Regions from separate parts of the Homo sapiens genome. Here regions 1, 2 and 3 are each linked to region 4. Evidence: chromatin loops called from intact Hi-C (ENCODE). Cell type or tissue: PC-9. All regions are shown on one strand.

Region 1 (2,500 bases), 220 kb before region 4:
AAGTGCTTTTGTGCCTGTAGAAAACCACCATTTTTTTTCCTGTGGTCTGGAGAGTCTTTAATCCTCTTCACTCCCTGCATTGGTGAATTAAGAGCCTAGCCATAAGGAAACTTAGGTTAGGGTGCTATATGTGGTTCAAACCCTCTTTTCCACAGGGAGAAGCTGGGTGCTGGGAATTCTTTCAATTTTATGGTACAGTGCCTATGGAAGAATCTGTGCCTGAGTGTGCCTCAGCTTTTTCTGCCCATCCAGTGTGGATGTTTTCTCAGTTGCCTTATTGGGTAGGAGACTTGACTAATGTCTGACTTTATGTAAGGGAATTCATCTGTGAGTAGATGTCTATTCACTGGGTCTATGGGTGAAGGGGGAATCTGGAGCCTCCTGTTCTGCCATATTGCTAATTCTCCTATCCCTGACTGCTTCTTGACTATATTTTCTGAACGATAAAATAGTGGCATTATTTAAAGTGGCATCAAAACATGGTAGAACTCTATTCAGTTTGCACCTGGGTAAAGTGGATCTTGACTGAGGCAGGAACAACTGATAACACAAGTCCTTGGTTTATTTTTTATTCACTCTGTAAGTGGTAGACTTGAAATAGGACAAAGATATACTTACTGATACTAATGTTTTGATAATGCAATAAGACTTTAGTCACTTAGGAAAAAGGGGAATATCACAGTAATAGAGTCATAGAACTCTGAAACTAGACTGGTTGGGCTTTTTGGTTTTCCTGCTTGTTATATAACTGTCAGGAGTCTATTTAAGGTGTCAATCTTAGTTTCCTTGTCTGATAAATGGGGCTGAAAGTCATATCTACCTTATGAGTTTGGTGGAAAGTTTGGATGAGCTAACCTATGTAAAGCATCTAGTATTATGCCTGATATTGGAAGTATTTATTAGTTATTATGGACAAATATTCTCAAAACTCCATGGCATAAAACAGTAATTCTTAATCACTTGTCTGTGGGTTGACTTGGTGTTTGTTGATCTAGGGTGGAGTTGACTGGGTGGCTTTGCTTATAGCTGCAGATCTGGCTGTGCTTGGCCCTTTACTGAGGGTTATACACAGGACTGTTTCTCCTGGATCCTATGCTGAAAGGGAGGTAGCTACGTTGGTGAGGTTTTTATAGTAGTGGAGGTGCAAGAGATTAATTCAACATATGTGGTTTTTCATGAGGACTAGGCATGGAATGTGCACACTGCCACTTCCATTCACATTCCTTTGGGCCAAGTAAGCCTTGTGACAAAGCCAAACATTAGTACAGTAAGCTGGTATACTTCACATCTATGAGACAAGACAAGGGTGTGAGTACATTATTCTACCACAGAGAAATAAAAAAATTATGACAAATAATTCAGCCTGCTGCAGTAGTCAACAAACACTAGCTATTGCCTCTGCTAATTATCTTAGCTTTTCTTATCATTTTTTTTTCTCTTGCTATGAACTTTCTTGCATGAACAGAATGGGTGCTGAACCTGTAACATTCTTGTGGTTTTAGCACATTACAAGCCTGACTGACCGCATCTTTTTCTCAACTGACACAGCTCTTTTCCTTATCCTCTGGCTTAATTTCAACCCTTTAGATCACAGCTTAAATATAAACTTCTTATGGAGCCTTTGTTGTTATTCCTCTTATTTCTTTTCTAATATTCTTTTACTTCCGTCATAGTACTTATTTCTATTTGTAATTATCTAGTTTGTTTTTACTTGTCTGTTACCTTTATCCTTTTTAAATATGCAGTCCACAAAGGCAGGGACTTTATCTTGTTCACTGTGTCATCCTCAGGGCTGAGCAATGGCACCTGGCACATAATAGCCACTCAGTAATTATTTTGTTCTTATAAGAAGGAAACATTTGGAGAAATTATGAAAACAGTTTTATATTTGAGATAAAATTATCTTTTCCAGTGTGTCTGATTTTGGTGTATCAGTTTATTACAGGCGTTTACTAAATAACACCTTAGAACACTTACGTCTACAACGAGACTTTGAGAAATAATGTTTTTATAAGTGAATTCAGCAATGAGTAAACAAAAGCTTTTATAACTTAATGAGGCAAAGAATTAAAGGAAATCATTTGGACTCTGGAGGATAAAACCTGAACAAATGTTCTAGTTGTAGCAGCAGATTTCTATACTTTTATAGAGTCAATTTCCATGTATAAAAAGATAATTGTACCTCTTCAAAAACTCTAAAGGACTGAGAGTGACATTTTAGCAGAGTTGCCAAACTAACAGCTTGAGGGTCAAGTATAGCCTCCAGTATGTCTGTATATCCTACATATTTTTTAACTGAAAATTTTTAGCATAAAAGTTCATTTTTTCATTAAACAATATAAGATTCAGCAATACTGTGTTCTCTTTCCTGTGTGCTGTGTTGTCACATATATTGCATATTTATACACTGTTTACCTTTTAATATTTATATTATTGCTCTCTATAGTTGTCATATAAATCAGGGCAATAAAAGGGTTCAACCAAAAGTACATTTATATGA
Region 2 (2,500 bases), 430 kb before region 4:
ATTCAACAAATATTTACCAAGTGCTTACTATCCACTAGGAACTGTGCTAAGGGCTATGATCAAATCATTGACCCAAGTCTGCAACAAATGAGGGAAATTTTTAACATGTCCATAAATAAGTTAGTAAATGAAGAACTAGATATCAGCTCTATTGGAGTCTTGAGGCTACTTTTTATTAAAATATCACTTGGTACTCTTCTTTCAGTCTCCAAGTTCACAAGGGTGCATGTGTGAAGATAGGCAGAGACACAACACCCGGCTCTAATAGAACTTACTTCCTCCACACCATTGCTCATAGTTCAGAATGTGTCAATAGTAGCTTCAGATCTCAGCAGGACCAGAGCTGAGCAGAAGTGGCTCTTGCATCTTGTCTACCTCTGGCCAGGCACGTGCAGTTCTGAGATCCTGGTGTGCAGGTGCTAGGATGTGTGATAAACCGCACTTCCTAATGCAGTGGTTGGAAGAAGGGGGCATGTGGATGCAGAAGCAGCCCTGGCACTTTTGACATCATATCCCTTGGGAATCAGCACATAGTTATGTTTTTAAACATCCTCAACTAGAAGTTGTGAGGGCTTTATTTTTAAAAAAAGATATTTTCCCTATTCATCCTAGATGATAATAAACATATTTTTTCAATACAATGTGAAATAAAACTTTAATGATTTTCAGTTGGGCATTTTTTTTTTTTTTTGACAGAGTCTTGTTCTTGTTGCCAGGCTGGAGCGCAATGGCATGATCTTGCTCACTGCAACCTCTGCCTCCCGGGTTCAAGCAATTGTCCTGATTCAGCCTCCTGAGTAGCTGGGATTACAGGCGCCTGCCACCACGCTTGGCTAATTTTTGTATTTTTAGTAGAGACGGAGTTTCGCCATGTTGGCAAGGCTGGTCTCGAACTGCTGACCTCGTGATCCGCCCACCTTGGCCTCCCAAAATACAGGCATCAGCCACCGCACCTGGCCAGTAATCTTTAGTTATTCGGATTCCACCTACCTACATGCAATTTCTAGGAAATTCTTCTGAAAATACACCTAATAAGGAGAACCACTAGATGGCAGTAGTAGAAAGAGCTCCAGCTACCGCACAACTCCTTCACTCAATAAAATGAAGCTCACTTAATGTACATGTGAAATTTAAGAGTACTGTTGTAGACTATTCATAAAATACAGGTTTGATAAAGGCATGAAAATAGTAAGCATTAGAAACTCGGAAAAAACTGATTAATATTTCTAAAGAGCAGTTTGTAACATAAAGAAGATTGGGGTAGGTGCATGCTTAAAAGATAACAAGCTAGATAAAAACTAAAAAAAAAAAATCAATCATCTGGATGTTTTCTCTGTAGTAATAAAGCATTCTGATATTTGTTGTATAAACACAACTTTTTCTGGCTAATAAAAGCGTTATATATAGCTATTCCCTGTGGAAAACGCGAGCTTTAGAGGGACATAAAGCAGGCAATGGAAGACACCTGGTACATAATAAACAAAAGTTACAGGAGTGAGGAAAGGCATACAGGAAAATGTAGAGCCAGGAGCCACAAAGAAATTTAAAAGAAAGGAAATATGTAAGTAATGGAGAAAATGAGAAGAAAAATAAAACTTTTTTTTTTTCAAGATTTCTTAAATGACAGAAAATGGTCTGAATTTTATTCTTGAAAGAGAAGGATTTTAAAGTGGTAACAAATAATTATAACTGCAGGACAGGGAATAGAACAGATGTATATTAAACCACTAATAAAAGAGCCATTGGGATCATGAATTGTAGTTCGAGCCAGAGAAAGTAAAGAAAAGGACCCTCTTCAAGGATATAAAAGCAAAACACAATTGTTTCTAATGAGAACTCAGAAGGAAGAAAAAGTCACAGATGCTTTAGTACAGAAGTCTGCTTTGTGGTTACTGTCTTGGGGAATCACATCTGACACCTCATAACCCTGTTATACATTATAGCATCTGGAAGTAGAGTCTGCCTTTACATATGACGTTAATGGAAAATATACCAACATCTTTCAATGACGTTTTCTCTAGGTGTACCCTTCGTCTTCTCTTTCCCCTCTGAGGACATTACTATCCATTTCATTTCATTTCTTGGGTTTTTCTGCTAATCCTTGGTTAAGTAACTTCTATATGGAAATTTAAAAACTAGCTTCAGCTGAATAAAACACCAAACTTGGATTTACTACTGTTACATTACTTATTAGCAACATATTGATACTAAAAACTCTATGGACTTGTGGTTGACCATTCATCTCATCCTAAAGTAAAAACTGAATGACACGAAATCAGAAAACTGAACTGTTAGCCCATCCTCTGCTTAAATTAACTTTAAAAATTGAGTTAAATAACTTGACAGGCATTTCATCATTATTATTCACTGTTTCCTATCTCTTAAATTTTAGAAGAAGCAATCATATTTTTAACTCTATTTTTTCCTTCTATACTATTAAACATTTAACATTTTGGATTTATGAGTTTTGGATTGATGCTGCTAAAATCAACATAAATTA
Region 3 (2,500 bases), 290 kb before region 4:
TCAAAATTTTCATTCTGAAATACTTCATGGCTCATTTTTATCACTATTATGTCTGAAGAGCTTATGGAACATGATTATATTTTGGGTATATCCTAGGAAGTCCTTAGAAAGCTTGCTTTATAGCAGTGTGTGGGTGCTGCTTGGCCATTTGCCAAGTGAAAGCCCTTACTTCCTTCTGTAAAAGATCAGCCCTACAGACTGTTGATAGTTTTCTTAGGGTATGGGGCCAAAAGTCTTAAGTCACTTCATTAAAAAAGATAATTTATACAAATTCAAATAAGGAAAAGGACATGGAAGTATAAAATGCCTTATAAGACTACTTTTTTGCTCTGTTGAGAAATTACGCATGCTTTTTGCTTATTAAAGAGAAAGCACAGTTCTCATTGTCCCAAATAAGAAAAATAATGGGTGTCACCACTGTCAATCATTTAGGTTATTCTAAGAGAATGTCATTTCTTGTTTTTCAAGGGCTGTATGTGATACCCCAAATTTGATTTTTTTTTTTATAACTTCAACTTCTATTTTAGATTCAGAGGGAATGTGTGTGTAGATTTGTTACCTGGGTATATTGTGTGATGCTGAAGTTTAGGGTATGATTGATCCCATCACCCATGTAATGAGTGTAGTACTGAATAGTTTTTCAACCTTTGCCCCCTCCCTCCTCCCTCTAGTGATCCCCAGTGTCTGTTGTTGACATCTTTATGTCCATGAGTACCCATTGTTTAGCTCCGTCTTAGGAGAACTTGTGGTAATTGGTTTTCTGTTCCTCTGTTAATTTGCTTAGAATAATGGCCTCCAGCTGCAATCATGTTGCTGCAAAGGACTTGATTTTGTTCTTTTTATGGCTACATAGTATTCCATAGTGTATACGTACCATATTTTCTTTATCCAATCCACCATTGATGGGCACCTAGGTTGATTCCCTGTGTTTGCTATTGTGAATAGCACTGTGATGAACATGGTGCATGCATCTTTTTGGTAGAAGCATTTGTTTTCTTTTGGATATATACCCACTAATGAGATTGCTGGGTTGAATGGTAGTTCTGTTTTAAGTTCTTTGAGAAATCTCCAAACTTCTTTCCACAGTGATTGAACTAATTGACTTTCCCAGTAACAGTGTATAAGTGTTCCCCTTTTCTCTGCAGCCTTGCTAGCATCTGTTTTTTTTTGGCTTTTTCATAATAGTCATCATGACTGGTGTGAGATGGTATCTGATTGTGGTTTTGATTTGCATTTCTGACTAGTGATGTGGAACGTTTGTTTGTTGGATACTTGGATGTTGTCTTTTGAGAAGTGTTTGTTCATGTCATTTGTGCATTTTTAATGTGGGTATTTGTTTTTTGCTGGTTCAGTTGTTTACAGTTCCTTATAGATTCTGGATATTAGGCCTTTGCTTGAGAGTGCAAAAACTGTTTACTCTGATAGTTTCAATTGCTGTGCAGAAGCTCTATTGTTTTTTTGGAGATAGGGTCTCACTGTGCTACCCAGGCTGGAGTGCAGTGGCAGGATTTCAGCTCACTGCAGCCTCAACCTCCTGGGCTCAAGCGATCCTCCCACTTCAGGCCCTCAAGTAGCTGGGACTACAGTCACGTGCCACCATGCCCAGATAATTTTTTTTTTTGTATTTGTTTGTAGAAATGGGGTTTTGCCATGTTGGGCAGGCTGGTCTTGAGCTCCTGCGCTCAGGTGATCCACCTGCGTCGGCCTCCCAGAGTGCTGGCATTACAAGTGTGAGTGACCACACCTGGCTGCTGTGCAGAAGCTGTTTAGTTTAATTTTCTCTCAGTTGTCAATTTTTGTTTTTGTTGGAATTGCTTTTGAGGACTTAGTCAGAAATTCTTTCCCAAGGCTGATGCCCAGAATGGTGTTTACTAGGTTTTCTTCTACGATTCTTATAGTTGGAGGTCTTCCATTTAAATCTTTAATCTATCTTGAGTTAATTTTTGTGTATGGTGAGAGGTAGGGGTCCAGTTTTATTCCTCTGGATATGGCTAGCCAGCTATCCTACCAACATTTATGGAATAGGGAGTCCTTTTCCCAAAAATTGCTTATTTTTGGCAACTTTATTTCTGGGTTCTCTGTTCTGTTCCATTGGTCTGTGTCTATTGTGTACCAATACTGTGCTGTTTGGGTTACTGTAGCCTTATAGTATAGTTTGAAATTGATGCCCTGAATTTGACTTCAAAATTCATTTTATTTGCCCCTCATAAGTAAGGATATTCTTTGCCCAAACTTTTGCTATCTCACTAATAGAGGGTTGAGAAGTTGTAATTTTTTAATATCTCACCTAAGAAATTCAAACTACCATTGAAAATAACTCTTATGGGTTGATTTGTCTTTTGGAATTTTGAACTAATTGGGGACTGCAAAAGAGAAGGTAGAAACTTCTGAACTTTGGCCCCAAATTCCTAAATTGGGATAGGGAAATGTAAGGAAACATGGCTAGTCTTGCCTCTAGTTAAAGACTGCCACTTACACATACATTTGTTTCCACTACTTC
Region 4 (2,500 bases):
CTTTCTCTATAGCTTTCCTCTTTTCCTTCTAAAATTGCCTCTAATGGTCTGTTCATGGCAATGTATGCTTTTTCTTGTATGCACCTCAAAACTCAGTCTCTACCCATTATCCAGTTTCAAAGTCTCTTCCACTTTTTTTGGTTTTGTTACAGCAGCCCCCACTTTGTGATGCCAATTTTCTTTTAGTCTGTTTAGGCTGCTATAACAGTACAATAGACTTGGTGGTTTTAGAAACAACATAAATTTGTTTTTTCACAGTTGTAGAAACTGGCAAGTTCAAGGTGAAGGTACTGGCAGACCCTGTGTCTGGTGAGGGCCTGCCTCCTGGTTCATACATGGTCATCTTCTCAGTGTGTCCTCACATGGTGGAAGGGTGTGGGAACTTGCTGGGGTCACTTGTATAAGGGCACTAATCCCAGTAATGATGGCTCTGTCCTTATGACCTAATCACCCCCCAAAGGCCTTACCTCCAAAAACCATCTCACTGAGCATGAAGCTTCAACACAGGAATTTTGGGGGACACAGATATTCAGTCTACAGAAGGAAACTTCATCATCTTTAAAGCCCAAACTTCTAGGAATACTTTCCAAGTGATATTCATCTGGACCTAATTTTAAAAATAGGATATAGACACTAATTACTCATTACTTGCCATAAATAAATGTACTACTTAGTGTACAAAAGGAAAAGAGAACATTCCAGGAAGCCTTCCAAATCCTGCAATTTGACAGAAGGAGGGGTGGAGTCAGTGTTACAGAGTTGACTCTTGCCCTTTGGAAATCCATTCCTCAATTTAGGAATGGATAGTATAGAACAGAGGAATGAAATTTTTCCTTTTATTGTTTAATTCTGTTTTAAGAATTAAATAAAACTCAAGACACAGTCTGCTGGGTTATTCTCTTTTTCTTCACTATAGAAACTCAGTTTTTATTTGGAATAGCATTTCCCAGCCAGCCTTGTAGCTTGACGTGGCTTCTGTGATATAACTAAAGATTTTCTGGAGACTTTATTTAGAGATACTCTTTGTTCTCACTTTTGCTTACTTCTTCCTGCCTGGAAAATATCCAGTATTGTATGATTAAAGAAACAAATTATGAAGTCTTGCTTTAAAAAGCAGAATGTCATCTATTCCCATTAACAAAAAATTATAAAATGTGTACTCTTTTTAACATCCTAGTGTTATTGTTTACACATAACTCCTATCAAGAGTTTGGTCAGGACAATGGATTTTCTTGAGGGGTGTGATAGGCATGCTATGGATGGAATCTGAGATGATCCCAGGTAGAATGGGAACAAGTTTTTAAAAAATTCGATAGTTATTTATTTGTGTGCTTCCTCATTCTTGTGAAGCTAGGGCACCAACCAGGAAAGAATGAATCCTGTGAGTTGGAATGTTTATGTGTCAGAAGGGTTGGAACCCATAAATAGAAATGTCTTTTCTGGTCATTATAATTGGATACCAATGAGGAAAGGAAAAGGTGGGAGGAAGGGAGATGAATTGAAAACATTAAAGGAAAAGACAAAAAAGTTGCATCCTGAAACACTTGCAGAAACTCAGCAACAAATAGTTCCAGAAACCGAGGTTCTATTCCTTATACTTTTACTTATTCAAAATCTGTACAAATCTTGCTTAGCTCCCCTCTCCTTGACAATAAAATATGTACTGAGCAGCTCCTCAGGTTTCAGTAACATGACACATATTCAGGATGGAATTCTGAGCAAAAACAGATGATGTAACATGATATCTGGTATTGTGGCATAAAGCTTCAGGCAAGAAGAGAATCACTAACACATAAAATTGGGACAAAGACGTGCTAAAAAGGAGAGAGACAATGAGAGCCTAAGATGGATGGATTTGACCAACGCAGGAGATCAAAGACTTTCTTGAGGAGGAGGAATGGAATGAATACCAAATTTTCCATCCAAACACAAAAAATTGGGACACAGATGTGCTAAAAAGGAGAGATATAATGAGGATTGATTTGACCTAGGCAGGAGATGAAAGACTTTGCTGAGGCAGAGGAACAGAATGAATAGCAACTTTTGTATCCAAGCAGAGATCTGAAGGTAGAAGAGAGCATTCAAGAGAGGAGGCAACATACATGAGGACATGTTAAATTCAAAGGACTGAAAATGAGCTAATTAGGTTAGATGAGAGAAAGGGAGAGCATGATGTGTGATGTGGCAAGAGAAATCAATGTCATTTTCCCCTGAAAATAGTGGGTGTGATAATACTAATTAAAATTGGATGGATTACTGAAATTTTGAATCTTTCGCTCATATGCTTTTACTCTTAGGATTTAGCTACAATACTTGAAGCAATACATACCAACATTTCTTGTTTGGAACAGAACTGTAAGACTGAAATAATTTATATATTATGCATTTAATCATGAAGTAAAAATAATTTTCTGTTATTGGGATCATTTGCTTCTGTTATTATATTCTTCTTTCTTTTCTTCTACTCATTTTATACCTTAGCCCTAGTAACTTTGCTTTC

What was found. Peaks named below come from ENCODE experiments on the same cell type or tissue, not always from the same donor. Only the 100,000 strongest peaks of a DNase experiment are listed, where the experiment ranks them.
Region 1: a loop joins it to region 4, with 12 times the contacts of the local background. A loop is called at or near these places in 3 of 110 quality-filtered maps.
Region 2: it touches region 4 in a loop (8-fold over the local background); 45 of 110 quality-filtered maps call a loop at or near these places.
Region 3: it touches region 4 in a loop (9-fold over the local background); 25 of 110 quality-filtered maps call a loop at or near these places.

The regions. Positions count from the first base shown.
Region 1 is chr7:16,345,457-16,347,956 of GRCh38, reverse strand. The region is part of intron 3 of CRPPA (CDP-L-ribitol pyrophosphorylase A); the gene reads left to right. Among named protein-coding and RNA genes, the nearest start is that of CRPPA, 75 kb to the left of the region's middle. In PC-9, no CTCF peak of the experiment used is centred here; DNase peaks (open chromatin) are centred at 316, 706 and 1,216; H3K4me3 peaks cover 653 bases; H3K27ac peaks cover 2,500 bases.
Region 2 is chr7:16,563,621-16,566,120 of GRCh38, reverse strand. All of the region lies in intron 5 of LRRC72 (leucine rich repeat containing 72), which reads right to left. Among named protein-coding and RNA genes, the nearest start is that of LRRC72, 38 kb to the right of the region's middle. In PC-9, CTCF peaks have their summits at 870 and 1,071 (motif pointing right); a DNase peak (open chromatin) is centred at 1,050.
Region 3 is chr7:16,415,803-16,418,302 of GRCh38, reverse strand. All of the region lies in intron 1 of CRPPA (CDP-L-ribitol pyrophosphorylase A), which reads left to right. Among named protein-coding and RNA genes, the nearest start is that of CRPPA, 4.5 kb to the left of the region's middle. In PC-9, no CTCF peak of the experiment used is centred here; a DNase peak (open chromatin) is centred at 1,242; H3K27ac peaks cover 2,367 bases.
Region 4 is chr7:16,128,812-16,131,311 of GRCh38, reverse strand. All of the region lies in intron 9 of CRPPA (CDP-L-ribitol pyrophosphorylase A), which reads left to right. Among named protein-coding and RNA genes, the nearest start is that of CRPPA-AS1, 80 kb to the left of the region's middle. In PC-9, no CTCF peak of the experiment used is centred here; DNase peaks (open chromatin) are centred at 1,331 and 1,721; H3K4me3 peaks cover 1,631 bases; H3K27ac peaks cover 2,500 bases.